Regions from separate parts of the Mus musculus genome. Here region 1 is linked to region 2. A link is a loop called in an ENCODE intact Hi-C map of the cell type or tissue named here. Cell type or tissue: heart. All regions are shown on one strand. Links, peaks and the distances in the headings refer to the core of each region. The heading gives the core; the rest is flanking DNA.

Region 1 (7,575 bases), core at 1,409-6,408, 76 kb before region 2:
TTCCAGTGATGGCCGACTAGGCCATCTTTTGATGCATATGCAGCTAGAGTCAAGAGCTCCGGGGTATTGGTTAGTTCATAATGTTGTTCCACCTATAGGGTTGCAGATCCCTTTAGCTTCTTTGGTACTTTCTCTAGCTCCTTCATTGGGGGCCATGTGATCCATCCAATAGCCGACTGTGAGCATCCACTTCTATGTTTGCTAGGCCCAGGCATACTCTGACAAGAGACAGCTATATCAGGGTCCTTTCAGCATAATCTTGCTAGTGTATGCAATGGTGTCAGCATTTGGAAGCTGATTATGGGATGGATCCCCGGATATGGTAGTGTCTACATGGTCCATCCTTTTATCTCAGCTCCAAACTTTGTCTCTGTAACTCCTTCCAAGGGTGTTTTGTTCCCACTTCTAAGGAGGGGCATAGTGTTCACACTTCAGTCTTCATTTTTCTTGAGTTTCATGTGTTTAAGAAATTGTATCTTATATCTTGGGTATCTTAGGTTTTGGGCTAATATCCACTTATCAGTGAGTACATATTGTGTGAGTTCCTTTGTGAATGTGTTACCTCACTCAGGATGATGCCCTCCAGGTCCATCCATTTGGCTAGGAATTTCATAAATTCATTCTTTTTAATAGCTGAGTAGTACTCCATTGTGTAGATGTACCACATTTTCTGTATCCATTCCTCTGTTGAGGGGCATCTGGGTTCCTTCCAGCTTCTGGCTATTATAAATAAGGCTGCTATGAACATAGTGGAGCATGTGTCCTTCTTACCAGTTGGGGCATCTTCTGGATATATGCCCAGGAGAGGTATTGCTGGATCCTCCGGTAGTACTATATCCAGTTTTCTGAGGAACCGCCAGACTGATTTCCAGAGTGGTTGTACAAGCCTGCAATCCCACCAACAATGGAGGAGTGTTCCTCTTTCTCCACATCCACGCCAGCATCTGCTGTCACCTGAATTTTTGATCTTAGCCATTCTGACTGGTGTGAGGTGGAATCTCATGGTTGTTTTGATTTGCATTTCCCTGATGATTAAGGATGTTGAGCATTTTTTCAGGTGCTTCTCTGCCATTCGGTATTCCTCAGGTGAGAATTCTTTGTTCAGTTCTGAGCCCCATTTTTTAATGGGGTTATTTGATTTTCTGAAGTCCACCTTCTTGAGTTCTTTATATATGTTGGATATTAGTCCCCTATCTGATTTAGGATAGGTAAAGATCCTTTCCCAATCTGTTGGTGGTCTTTTTGTCTTATTGACGGTGTCTTTTGCCTTGCAGAAACTTTGGAGTTTCATTAGGTCCCATTTGTCAATTCTCGATCTTACAGAGCAAGCCATTGCTGTTCTGTTCAGGAATTTTTCCCCTGTACCCATATCTTCAAGGCTTTTCCCCACTTTCTCCTCTATAAGTTTCAGTGTCTCTGGTTTTATGTGAAGTTCCTTGATCTACTTAGATTTGACCTTAGTACAAGGAGATAAGTATGGATCGATTCGCATTCTTCTACATGATAACAACCAGTTGTGCCAGCACCAATTGTTGAAAATGCTGTCTTTCTTCCACTGGATGGTTTTAGCTCCCTTGTCGAAGATCAAGTGACCATAGGTGTGTGGGTTCACCACTGCTCCTTTGATCTGCTGTCTTTCCTCTGCCTGCTATAGCAGCTTTGCACTTAGCATTCCTAGCCCTAGTGTATCACTGTGTATGCAAACAGCAAAACAAAAACAGAACTGTTGTGCAATGCATTGGAAAGGACTAAAGTGTGGAGAAAGCATGCCCTTCTTATTATTAACACCTTAGAGGGGAAACAGAATGGAAGTATATTGTTTGTGCTTGTTTTGTTGGAATAAAAGTTCTTAGTTACTGAAGCCAGATGTCTTCATCTGAGAAGAAATTCTTGTCACCATCACCACTGAGATGGGTGGGGGTAAGAGGTGGAAAGAATAGGTTTTGCTTTGTTTTGGCCAGTGCAAGACTGCCCTTGTGTGATACTCTCTTGATCAGGCCTCAAAGGAACACTGCTGGAAAATTAAAAAGTAGCAGTAAATAGTTGAGATCACAAATTCACAAATGTCTGTTACCATACCTGGCCACCTTATTGGTCTTTCTTGGAACAAACATACACACACACACACACACACACACACACACACACATACACACACACAGAGAGGGAGGGAGACGGAGGGGAGACAGAGAGAGAGAGAGAGAGAGAGAGAGAGAGTGATTGATTGATTGATTGATTGATTGATTTCTTAGTGAACAAGAGACATAGCCAAGCATTCTACCAGTATCATCTTGCTTCAGGAAACTTGTTCTACAGACTAAACTATCAGGTTTTCCCATTGAAATTCTGTTATTCTCTTTTTCTTCCCTCTTCTCTCTCTCCCTCCTTTTTTCTCTCCTTCCTGACTTTTTCCTCTCGTTATCTCTTCCCTTTCTTTCATTCTTCCCTTTTTTCCTTCATTTTTTTTCTTCTTTTTAAAAATTTTTAAGGCACGCTGATCTTGAACTCCTGCTCCTCCAGTCTGCAGCTCCTCAATGCTGGCATTACAGACCTCTGCAACCAAGCCTGGCGGGATTTCTTCCCTCTTTATATCAGATAGCTAGTGGGGAGATTTGACATTTGTGGTCTTGTTCTAGAAGACTTAATATCTAAGAAAAGAATGTTTATCCATGAAGAGACTTTTCTGTGAAGCCATCCATCTTTTGTTCTTATTTCACTTGTTGCTATTATTAAACAATTTGCTGCTTCAAGCTGAATGTTGTATGTGGTGGTTCCCCCTCCTTGCAAAGGCAGTAAAGAGTTCAAGCAAAGGTGTTTCCTGACGCTTGCTACTAACTTCCCTATTTTACTGATTGTCCCTCCTTGAACCTTGAGTCTGTGTCCAGTGAAATGCCGAGAGGAAAGAGTAGGGCTCCTCTCATTGCCTAAACGCTGACATCTGACATTTAAAAGGAACTCCTGGGTGGAGATGTTGGCTTTGCAGCCCTTCTTTCCCTATGCACATCTCACATCTCATTGGAAGGAAACTTTGTTCTAATCAGACAAGTGTTCCTTAAGTAGATGCTAATCAAATTTTCATCAATGAATGTGCGATATTCTGGTGAGTGTAAACGTTTTAGCATAGTAAAACCTTTGCTTTCCATCTCATCGGAAGACTAAAGGTGAAAAATAAGAATCTGCAATAATAATGGTTTTTAGAAAATGTATCAATTCTCTTTACTTTGCTATTCATTCGTCCACATATAATGAACTTTTATGTAACAAGGTGTTCAACAACAAATCTCAGTATCCAAATAATAGGATGTAGTAATAGAGCAAGAAAGAACTTGGGGTGGGCCCAGCTTCAAACCACTTTTTTTGTACATTCCAGAACTCCACATCCAGATCATCAGATTAATACTTTCCAGTTTGCTCAGGATCGCAGAGAGTGGCTCACCTAGGAGAACCGCCCCTTGGTTTTTACCTCAGTTGTCCCATGTTCCCTGCCTAGCTGAATTGATCCTTGTGGGTTAAGCATTACTCTTTTATGTTCATTCTCTTTGAGCTTGGAGGGAGGAGGGGTTTGGCTGCCTAAGAGCCACAAGGTTTTCTGGCCCTTAGTGTCAGAATTTCCACCAGGTGGCGCCCTAATTCAGAAGCCTGGCAATAAACTTCTGTGAGCTTCTATTTTAACTGGAACCAAAGAACCACACAGCATCAGTCCCTAAGATCTAAACAATTTGGGTAAAGTATTAAATCAAGAAAATTTTAACTCCTGAGTAGAAATGTAGTAAAGTGTGTGAAAATTCGTAGTAGACTCTTGTGCTGGAATACTTGGTACATCTCAGGCCTATGACATGATAATCTGAGTGCTTGTTACTTCTATTGAAGGGGTTGGTGCTCCTTGTCATAGATAGAGAGTGGGCTATCGATCACAGAGAGAGAGAGCTGATACTGTAAATAACCCCTATTTCACATGCTTATGAAAAATCTGTGTGTTTTCTTGCAAGTTCCTAAACTTGAAGGAACAAAGAAATGCACTTAAAATCTCCTTCAAATCTGTAGCTTTCAGCTAGAGTTTAGATGGGAAATGATTGGTTGCTGTGTTTCAAAATCCTAACAGAATAGCTGTTCAGTGGTTCCAGATGTTTTTGATAAAAACTTGGAACTGTAGCATCAGCAGTAAGAGCACAGACTACAGATTCTGTCTTCCATGGGGGAGTGCTGGGCACATCCAAAGGGGAAAGCAAACAGACTTTCTGCCCCACCCACAGCATTTTTGCCCCACCCAGAGCATTTGTTCTCTGAGAAGAAACAGATTAGCAAGGACAGTTTTAAATTGTCCTTAATATGCTTGTATGTGTAGAAAAGAGAAAAATCTAGATTTCTAGAACAACAAAAAAAAAACAGACAAAAAAGGCTAATATATTTATTTCAAACAGTCCTCTGGTGTCATTCAGAAAATTATAATGGTTTTGAAACATTTCTCTGATTATGTAAAGTTTCCAAGGACAAAGTCCATGGGTTTTATTTCTTTGTTTGCCTCTTCTGCAGGGCATAGAATGTCTATTGAATGGATATGGATCATCTTTAGTTTGATCGAGTTGGTACAGAAAGACTTTACAGTGACCAGAGCATCTCTGGTTCTCTAGAGAGATGCTTGGGAACTTGCAAGCAGGAAACATTTGATTCTAATTAGAACAGAAGGGAGAGGCAGTGAGGAGCAAACCATTTGAGAACAGAGGGGAGACAGCTTTGTGTTCATTGGGAAGAGGGGATTCTAAATTATAGCTTGGTGAAAGTTGATCCATAAAATATAATAGGCAGCCAGATTTTTTGTACACTTAAGCCTGCCCCTCCTGGACCTTTGGACCTATGCCCTTAAACCACATGATATCAAAGTTCTTGTATGCTCCTGCACAGAGTCCCGTGCTTTTTTGGTTAGCTTAAGCAAGAATTTTATTTACAACTTCATCTCTTCAATTGTCTTGTGTCTACTGTGTCTAGCATCCTCTGTACTGAAAAGCATCATGTGCTTACTGTCTACGGTGCCGGTGTGAGCGAGGCTTGCTCTCTAGAGCACCAGAAAGAGGACATTGTCCACCTTCATGCTTTTAATGGACCTGTGGTGGGATCAGGATGAGGCTTGTGTTAGAGGGAGCTGAGACAGTGGTGTTTGGGTAGACAGATGGGTAAGTGAAGAACTGGCCACCTTACCTGGGTTTGCTCCGTTGCTTTCTCCTAAGCAGACTAGCCTCCTTAAACACCTGGCCTGAGGAAATGGTGACTCATTAGACCTTCGTTACCCTTTCACAGCTTCAAAAAGAAAACACCTTTCACCAACTTTGCTTGCATTATTGAGAGAAACTGTAGTATTTAGTCCCTTCACTTCCTTTCTGTTGTGGTGTTTAAGGTTGTACACTCACATTCTCCAAATCCGTGTAAGGGGCTGCACTCTGTCCCCTTAGAGAGAACGTAGGACTGCTTCTCCCGGAAAGCATTAGAATGCTGTTTCCCTTGTTTGGTGTTGCTTTTGGCACAGAGTCTCTTTATATAACCCTGTCTGTCATGGAACTCATGTCATGGATCAGGCTATCCTCGAACTCACAGAGGTCTGCCTGCTCTGTCTCCATAGTGCTGGGATTAAAGGCATGTCCGTACCTAGCCCACTGTGGGTTTATTTTAGGGTTTTGTTTTAACCCCCTTTTCTATTCTTTCACCTCTCTTTTCTGCTTTTTGCTTCCTTGATTCCTCTTCCTCTTTACCCCTCCAATGTTTATTACAGTCCCCAGTGTCTAAAAATGAACGACTGTGTCTGCTCCTGAGGCATAGGAGACTGGCAACTGGAGAGGTCTGGAGAAGCAAGAAAACAGGCAAATGAAGTCACATAGTCCCATGATTGAGAGGTGTGACAGGCAAGGCGGTCTCAGCCACGTGACTCTTCTTAGTCCCAAGAGTCCTAAGAGACATGCGTACATTCATCCTATGCCATCTCTTTAACTTTCTTTAGAACTTTCTCAGACCCCAGATGAGACAAAACCTTAACTTGTGATGACTTCTAACCCTTGCCAGACATTTTTGTAGCTAATTCTACATCCTAGAGACATAACTCTGAAATATTTGGCTAACATTTTTCTGATATTAAATCATTCCTTTGCATTCTGCAGGGAGATGCTGTATACGCCTTGGCTGGATTCAGGGTCTCTGTGTCTTTCCTGAATGCCAAGGCTGTAGTACAGACTAGTAGTGTTTAGTATAACACCGCCTTTCTTTATTAGCATACTACTGGCATCAAAGGGACTGAGGTCGTTCCTTGCGGTGTCTGACAGAGCCTTTTTCACTGGGGACTTGTAAGGAGGAGGAGGAGCAGGAGGAAGCCTGTTGGAAAAGGAAGCCTTGTTTTTTCTCTTAGTCTGTAGATGATTCATGTTCCCACCACTGCAATTAGGTTTCCAAACCTCCAAGGCTGCTGGTGCAGGTCTGAAAGGGCAAGTAATGACGATCTTGAGAGAGCAGGGTAAAGGGTGTGGAGGCTGCGGAGGGAGGGACTGGCTAGCTAGCGGCAGCCAGCTAGGGAGGGAGGGAGGGAGGACATCTGGGGGAGTGGTCTATTTTCCTTGTACTCGGCCGGCTGGCTGTCCTTAGATATTTTCAACTTAAGTCAAAATCCAGCCCTGCTGCTGAAGAGCTGGAGACTGGCTAAAAAAGTGGATACTCTAGAAAATACCTCCAGATTTTTTTTCTCCCCCCCCCCCCCCCCGCCTCCATATAGGTTTCTTGCCTTTGTTGTTTTAAGGAATTCTCTCGTGCCATCACTTTGAAATAGCCACCTTCCTTTTAAAAAAAAAAAAAAAAACCTTTGTCTTCGTGGCTAAGTGCTTACTGGCTCTGGGTTTTCTGCATACATGTGCCAACCATTATGCTTAGCCAGTTCGTCCTTAATTTTTCTACTGGAGTTCTCGGCAGTGATGGAAAAGATCTGTGCTTCTCTTTCAGTCAAGATCTGCACAGCAGCGATCTTACTGCAGACTGCTTTTATTATGAATTATAAACTCGTCTCCGTGCTCTGAAGTTGCCAGAAAGTTCCCACTTAGTTCACAGATTTGGAGTCTGCTTTTTTTTTTTTTTTTTTTTTTTCCTTAACCCGAGAGTTTTCTATATAGAGGAATCTGGAAGCAGAAGTCTCCTCCCGCCCACTGTGAGAATTTGGAATTTCGGACCTGTGTGAGCACATTGGTCCCTGGATTCAGCAGATATCCGTCTACATTTTGTCTCTTCTTTTCTGCATCTGTACAAAATGTATGAGCGGCACAAAAGGCGCTATAGCCTGTGTGACATCTCCAAGGTGGACAGGACTGTCGATGTGGTGTTGCTGAAGGTAAGAAGGGGCCACACCTCATACAGTTTCAACATCTCAGGAAGACTTCTCTCTGTACCCTTACTGCCCGGTCTTGATCCTTCCTAAACTAGGATGAAGTGTGAGAAAGCCTGAGCTAACAGTGACAGAAGATCAAGGGGGTGGGGGGGTGGGGGATTTAAAGTTCTTTAAAGGCATGTCTGAACAGAGACTGTGTCTGTGTGTGTGTGTGTGTGTGT
Region 2 (7,575 bases), core at 1,380-6,379:
TGGTACAGCATCTGTGTGCTCTCACAGTCTGCTTCTATGTTTAACAGAAAGCCTAAACCTCTGCTTGGGAATGTTTCAAAGTAAATGAATTTAGCAGAAATGTTAGGGGGACTTTTTTTCCCTTGGTCCAAACTGTACTCCTGGTTTAGGGTTAGTGGAGAAATAAATGTCTTTGCAGTTCTTCATTCTGTACCATGTAAAGCTATCTGTGGATAATCAACTGTTCTCTCTGGCTGCCACAAATAGTTTATTTTGTGGAAAGCTCAGTGGAGTCCTTCAGATTAAAGAATTTGTTACATTCAAAGTTTTGAATCTTGCCAGCGGTTTTATTTTGTTTGCATTTAACAGATGTAAAACGACATTGAGACTATTGTTGGTTTGTATTCTGTTGTGTTGGCATCTTCTGGGTGCTTTTGTGGTGAGTTATTTCTGTTGACCAAGACAGTAAACACCAGACTGACTGGACCCTAAGTAGGAAACATTAGTTAGACCTGCATGATGGTTGGGTTTTCCTTTGGATTTCTTCAGAAGCAGCAGCTCAGTAACTGGATGGTTTCTGAATTTAGAACCAGTCCGTTGCTTCTGTGAGATAGGAAACACAAACAATTGCCTAAAGAAAAGATCCTTTTATTTAGAAGAAAAGAAAGTAAGTAGTTTGAGCAATAAAGTCCATTCTCTATCAACAAGAACACTTTGTTTCTCTCTGTTTACCAAGGTTCTTTCAAAAACTGCTGTGAGGAGCAGTTAGCCAAAGTGGCTTAGCTCTTTTCTGTGGCTTTTCTCTCATTCTGAACATCAGCACTGTGGTTATTAACACTGGCTACTAAGAACGTCTCACATGGTTTTTGCATACAAGTACTATCAGTCCAGACCAGACAGCGCCTAAAAGTCCCCAGTGATTTTAAACAAGAAGTTGCAGAAAGAATCCTGGAACATGTGTTTCTGAGTTGCTGTTAGTTCCATGGGTTGGTTGGATTTTGTGTGGTTGGTTGGTTTGGCTTTGTTTCTGGGGGGTGTTTCTTTTCTTGTTGTTAGAATTAGAGTTTTCCATTTTCCCATAGGAGGAAAATGTTTCTATTTGTTCTTAACGGCCATGTGTCCTTAAAAAGGATCAATTTTTTTTCCACATAGATTTTTGCTGCTAGTAGACAAAACAATGCACTAAAGTGCTTTAATGTTCCTTTCTTCAAAAGTCTGGCTGCATATGACAGTTTTCCTGCTGAAAAAGAAAATGCGTAATATATAATGTTTCCCCGGAGATCTATCATGGATGATATGACAAAAAAAAATCATTCCCAGGCATGCAAATTTGTTCCATTTTCTTTTGTTAAATGTTCTCATGTAAGAGAAGATAGGGAGGGAGGGAGGGAGGGAGGGAGGGAGGGAGGGAGGGAGGCAGATAAATGGATGGGTGGATGCAAGCTGAGCTATTGGCTTTTAATTTCATAGAAATATGATTAAGGGTCAGCTCTAAGCCTGTGAACCACTGTACTTTGTGACTTTTTGAAGAATTTTGAAATAATGAAATCATCCCACTTACTGCTCTTAGGCACTGTTTTAAATATAAAGAAGGCCAAATCAGCTTTTTCTTTGTTATGAACATTTGATAAATGTTGAAGTTTGTTTTAAAAAAAGAAAGAAAAGGAAAAGGTGTAGCATAGATTTAAGCACAGCCATTGAGAGAAAAGTACTTAGAGGCAAAGGGCAGTCTGCAGCCAAGTGTGGGCTCCAGCTTCTCTGAAGAGCCCTGGCAAGTTTTCTTTCGTCTTCCTAACAACACAGTATGGTTTGTGGCAGTGTACTTAAAAATATACTAGACATGCCTTCGTGTCTTATATTTTTAATTGTCTATTTTAAAACAGATAGTACAGTTGTAAATCCCATGACTTTGGCTGCTGTCTGTGGCGCTAACCATTACTAATTCACTCACACCTAGCACTAAAACCGTTGTCCTATGTGTTGTGTCTAGGACCACTTGGTGACAAATTTAGTGTTTTTCCAGTAGATACTTCAGTGTGGTTAACAGATAGCCATGTGAACTGCTTATCACTACGACTTGTGGCTGTAATCCTGGGCATAATAAAAATTTCAGCTAGGTTGTAGGTTTGATGACAGTTAACTGAAACCGTGAATCTCTGTGAAAAGTTCTACTGGAAGCACATTCAGGATGCTATTTCTACTTTTGTGTCTCATGAAGTAGAATTGTTCTTAAATCTCAAACAGTGGTCTAAGAACATGAGAACTGCCAATGTCTCTTCAAAAGTACCATTCCCCTCACCCCTAAAAAGCAGCACTACTTAACCTTCTGAGGGTTGTTGAATCTAGAAGGAAAGGAGCAGGAGGGAACAGCTTGGAAGCAGTTTTGGTCAGGACTGTTTTTGTTTGTCACATTTACAGATCAGAATTAGTGCCAAGTTCTCAAACCTATATCCTCTCTTATTGCCCGCCCAACAAGCCCTGGATATGATAGAGTCAGAGTAAAACAAAAGAAAGGATGCATTTCGTAACTGTGATACTGAAATTAGCATTTCAGTATAATGGATGGCAAATATGGTAAATTACTATTTTCAAATGATAAGGGAATCTAAGGAGCTTTTGGGGGTAATACAGTTTGATACACTGGTGGTTTTCTAAGTAAGAGCTATTAATACAATATTATACATGGATAATATAATAGCAGTAGGAACTTTTTGGACCTCAACTTAAAATGTAAAAATATAGCTCAGTGATAGAGTGATTGCCTATATTGTATGAGGCACTAGGTTTGACCTCCATCGACACAGTGAAGGAAGGGAGGGAGGAAGGAAGAAAGGGTGTGTAACATTTTGACACAGTACTTCATCCTTCATTTTTAAAGAAATACACCTTTACAGTTAAAATTGAATTTGTTTCCCTATGTCAGTCTTCCTTCTTCCCTCCAAGTAAGCGTTGATGTCATCTGTGGCTCACAGTTCCCTCATATGAACAAAACTGGGTAGTAGTGGTTGGTTTGCTGTTGCTGTGCATCTCACTTTGCAGTTTGCTTTATTCTCCCCAGTGTTCTATTGTAGAGAACGGAAGTACTGAGCACATAGATGTAGATACTGGCATTTAGCTCATCTGTGGTACTGTCTTTCACACATACTTCAAGCTGTTCTGCTGCTTAGGATACGGGGCTATTTCCACTTTGACTCAGACAGAGCCACAAGGGCATCCTTGCGTCCTTGTGTATGGCACTAGTCTCAGTGCTAATTCATAAAAGTGACACACACTGAACCTCACTAGATGTTGTTAAATGACTTTCCAAAGTAATTGCATCGATTTCAGATGATGAGTTTCTACATTGCCATGTCTTCACAGTACTTAAAATGAGGGTGTGGTGCCTTTTGTCCGGTAGACTTGGAAACCAAAGCACAAGGAGAAGGGACTTATTCGGGGCTCATGGTGGTAACCAGAATTAGACTTAAATTAAATTTGGTTTGCCTGCCATGTGTCCTAGTCTCTTTTACATGTCAATAAGTTGACACAGCAACTCTCATATGTAGTCATGAAGATTATGTCAGGGCGTTTGGCTTAGACAAATAGACTGTGGGTCTATATATACATAGATATTTGAATAGACAATCATGATCCATGTACTGCACCAGAGAGTACAAGATCCTCAGAACAGGAGAAAAACCTCACAAAATCCCAGTGCTGTGTGACTGCTAGTGTTCAGAAAGGGATCTGTGAACCAAGCAGATATTGCAGTAACAACTGCTTCAGAAGAAATGGGGAAGGCCTTCAGATCTAGGTATCTGGCAGTCTCCTTCACAGTGGCAAGTTTCTCTTACCCCACAGTCCATAAGTCCAAGCCTTTAAGTCCAAAAGCATCTTGACCTTGTTGGCTAGAACAAGGTCTGTGGTACTCCCTGAAGCAACCGTACCTAGTGAACTGCTGTCTGATTTCCTGAGTGAGCCTTTCCCAGGAGACACACGCCTCTTCAGCTGTCCCCAAAGACAGATCTTTTGCTTGTTTGTGCTTTGCCTCTGGCCTCTTGGCACAGCCTGTTTTTATGACTTCATTGCAGCAGGAAGAGCTGATGACCTTTCGGAGGCCCAGAGTGCATGGTTTTTACATCAGTGGCCCTTGTAGGCCACGGGAATAGAAAACTAAAAATACTTTGAGATGAAATGTGTCATTGGTAAATTTGAATCTGGTTTGTCTCAGGAACTCTCCCATGTTCTCCTGAGTCAGGCTTCTCAGGGGTGTTTTGGGAGATTTGTAGTTAACCTTTCTTACATGGCTTCTCACTCAGGGAGTTGGGTACAAAAGCTCGGGATATTTGAGACCTCAGGATATTTCTTTTATCTTTTGAAATTATAATGATGTCATTTCCTTCTTCACTTTCCAACCTCCTAACTCTTTCACATACTTTTCCTCTTTCAAGTTCATGCCCTCTTTTTCTCAATAATTGTTCTTAGAAGTACTTGCATGATGTGTGCATGCTCTTAGATATATAAGTGTAGCCTGCTCAGGAATGTTACTTGTATGTATGCCTTCATGGTTGACTATTTGATATTAGTTAACCAGTCAACGTGCTCTTCCTTAGTTCTCAGCATTCCTTAGTTGCCTGTAGCTTTTTGTGTAGGGTTGAATCTTCCATGGTCTTTCCCTGTCCACATTAGCTTGTGTATTGTTTTTGTCCTTGTTCAGCATATATCTAGAAAGTCATGTTGGTGAGATTTTTATGGGTATATCTTCTGACATCCTAGGGAACACAATCTCATGGCAAATTCCCTGATCTTCAGACTATTAGAATCTTTCACCTCGTCTTGGGCAATGTTCCTTTGCCTTAGGTGTGGGAGTTGTTTTGTAAATGTATCCACTGGAACTGAGCTCCACAGCTCTGTATTTTGGCTGGTTATAGTTTTCTGTGATGAGCTCTGTCTCTTGCAAAGAGGAGTTTCCTTGATGAGGGGTAAGGACTACACTGATACCTATGAGTGTAAAGACAAATACTTAAAATATAGGAATTTTGCTGGTTTTAGTAAAATGGTGGTTGTAGATTCTCCCTCAAGATCCATGACTTCAGTAGCCATAATTGCCTAGGTTTCCACCTTGGTGAGTAGCTCTTAAGTCCAAATAGTGAACTGTTGGTTACTCCTACTGTCTTGTGTGTCACTAATGTACCCATAGGGTTATCATACTATGCTGGTTCATAAGCACCATAGCTTGGTAGGACTGTTGGTTGTTTTCTTCCTTTGGATGCTTGCATGGTTTCTTCAGATACCTCCTCTTGAAAAAGGAGATTTACATGTTAGTTCAGCTCAAGGCTTTCTGGGCCCTGTAGACATCTAGATGGAAGACATTTAAATTTTAGTGTTGACAGCCTCTCAGGCTTCCTGTCTAATAAATTCCTGACTTCTTCTTTTGGTTAATCACAAATACATCTGTTTCCTAGTAAAGAACTATAAAATGTGCTTTGGTTACTGGTACTGTGGGGTGGGTGGGTGTGTGTATGTGTGTGTGTGTGGGTGTGTGTGTGTGTGTGTGTGTGTGTGTGTGTGTGCACTCCTGCACATATGCTCTGTCACCTCCTTGCAGCAGTAGTGAGTAGCAGAGTCCAGGGTCTATCAGTTTCTTGTTGTGACCTTCCTTATGCTTCCTTTCCAGGCTGTGGTGCTTTTGTCCACAAAGGCTGCAGAGAAAATCTAGCCTCCTGTGCAAAGGTCAAAATGAAGGTAAGATAGTTCTAGCTGTTAGAATACTCAAGATCCATGGGCTTAAAAATACCAAAATCAGCTGGTCATGGTGGTTGCACACTTTTAATCACAGCACTTGGGAGACAGAGGCAGACAGATATCTATATGTAAGGTGAGCCTGGTCTACAGAGTGAGTTCCAGAACAGCCAGGGCTACCCAGAGAAACCCTGTCTCAAAAATCAAAGCAAAAAAAAAAAAAAAAAAAAAAAAAAAGTAAAATCTCCACATGTTAGAATTTAGATTGTAGTGGGTATTTTTTATTTGTTTTAATCATTTGGTGACAAATTTGAAAACAAATTAATCTAAACATAGTTGCTTATTAAAATGATCAATCACCTTCTTGATTAATACACTCAAGAATTTGAGACATTGAATAAAGAAAATGCTGAGCCAGAGACCAATCTTATAATCCCAGGACTTGGGAGACTGAGGAGTTCCTTGGTTTGATGTTAGCCAATTTGTCAGTGAAACCCTGTCTCCACAGAATTTTTAAGTAAAATGAGTGCTTTTTAGAAATGTCATGTGTTGGCCATTTCTCTGTGTTTCTGTTTAAGTGATTGACTTAACTAGCTGTACACACATCCTCTGCTACTGGAATCCCTCGTTTCCCCATCTAGAAGCATGAGGGCAACAGGTGGAAATCAGAGGCGTTTGATGTGTGATGGGGAGAGGGAGGGATCTCCTCCAGTTAGAACCAACCTATCTGGTTTTTTCTCCAAAGGTACATAATAGATAGCAGAGATGATACAATGAAAGAATGGCAAGTACCAATATTGGTGCCGTATGAGCGTGAAACCATGCCTTTTGGATAGCCTATGTGACTATGTCACTATTGTCAGCCATACATAAAGTGTACTTCTTCCTCAGAATACGGGTATGTCTACACAGATGCCCATCAGTAACCACGTTACTTATCACAGTGGTCTCAGTCTTGAGTGTTTATCAGCATCTCAAGGATCTTACTTAAAGAAATTTGCTGCTATAGCCCTTCTCCCAAAAGGTTTCCAATTCTGGAGTGGGCTGAGGAGTTCGCTTTGCTGAGGAGTTCCCAAATGATACTGATCATCCTCAGACCCCACTCCGGGCCATGCTGGACTAGTATGAAAATAGCTAACCTCTGTGCCTGGGTCTTCTCAGCTCAGTGATGGATATTTTGACTCACGCTGTACTTTAAAATTTTAGTTTATGAAAAGACTTAAAAATAATACCAATTCGATTTCTCTTTTCTCTCCCAAAACTGGAAGCTTCTCCAACCCTCAGCTCCTGGGTGCTGCTACCTGTGACCCAGCACTCTAGCTCCCCTCAGCCTGCTTGCTTTCCATTGTTCCATAGTGTTCAAAATCCTCTGGGACCATATTTTTCTGTCTTTTTTTTTTTAAAGATTTGTACCTTGCCCCCGCTAGAACATAGGCAGGCAGGCAGGAATCTCTGATGGATTAGTATAGTAGACTTGAGTATCTCGAATAGTGTCCGGTATGCGATAGAGTCTTAAAATTGGAAAGACTGGATAGCAGAGAACAGTCAGTGGGTGCTCGGTGGCTGCTGTTGAAATGGGAAATGCATCCCAGATGTCCACTCGTTCTAGCATCTCCCTACTGCTTCTGTCACTCACCATCTGTCCATGCACTCAATCTGTGGTGTTCACTGTCTGATAAGACTGTATGCATGGGGTTCTGTAGGACAGTGGCAGAGAGTGGCATCTCTTTTGTATATCATTATAATCTATATGGAGGCATTTTCAGTTGGAAGTGATCTACTTCCTCTTAGAGATCTGTTTCACAGTAAATGCTTCACTTTGTAATTTGTCAAAAGTATTTTTGTGCGTGTTCTCACAAAATATTACTAAAATTA

What was found. A loop is a pair of places that touch in the nucleus more often than their neighbours do. Peaks named below come from ENCODE experiments on the same cell type or tissue, not always from the same donor. Only the 100,000 strongest peaks of a DNase experiment are listed, where the experiment ranks them.
Region 1: it touches region 2 in a loop (4-fold over the local background); 11 of 42 quality-filtered maps call a loop at or near these places.

Annotation. Positions count from the first base shown.
Region 1 is chr7:75,636,108-75,643,682 of GRCm38, forward strand. The region is part of intron 8 of Akap13 (A kinase (PRKA) anchor protein 13); the gene reads left to right. Among named protein-coding and RNA genes, the nearest start is that of AU020206, 140 kb to the right of the region's middle. In heart, for the core only: a CTCF peak has its summit at 3,617 (motif pointing right); DNase peaks (open chromatin) are centred at 3,594, 4,244, 5,534 and 5,884; H3K4me3 peaks cover 443 bases; H3K27ac peaks cover 701 bases.
Region 2 is chr7:75,712,135-75,719,709 of GRCm38, forward strand. It overlaps Akap13 (A kinase (PRKA) anchor protein 13), which reads left to right. Exons shown (of 37, transcript NM_029332.1): 18 at 5,636-5,703. Among named protein-coding and RNA genes, the nearest start is that of AU020206, 66 kb to the right of the region's middle. In heart, for the core only: no CTCF peak of the experiment used is centred there; a DNase peak (open chromatin) is centred at 4,017; H3K27ac peaks cover 295 bases.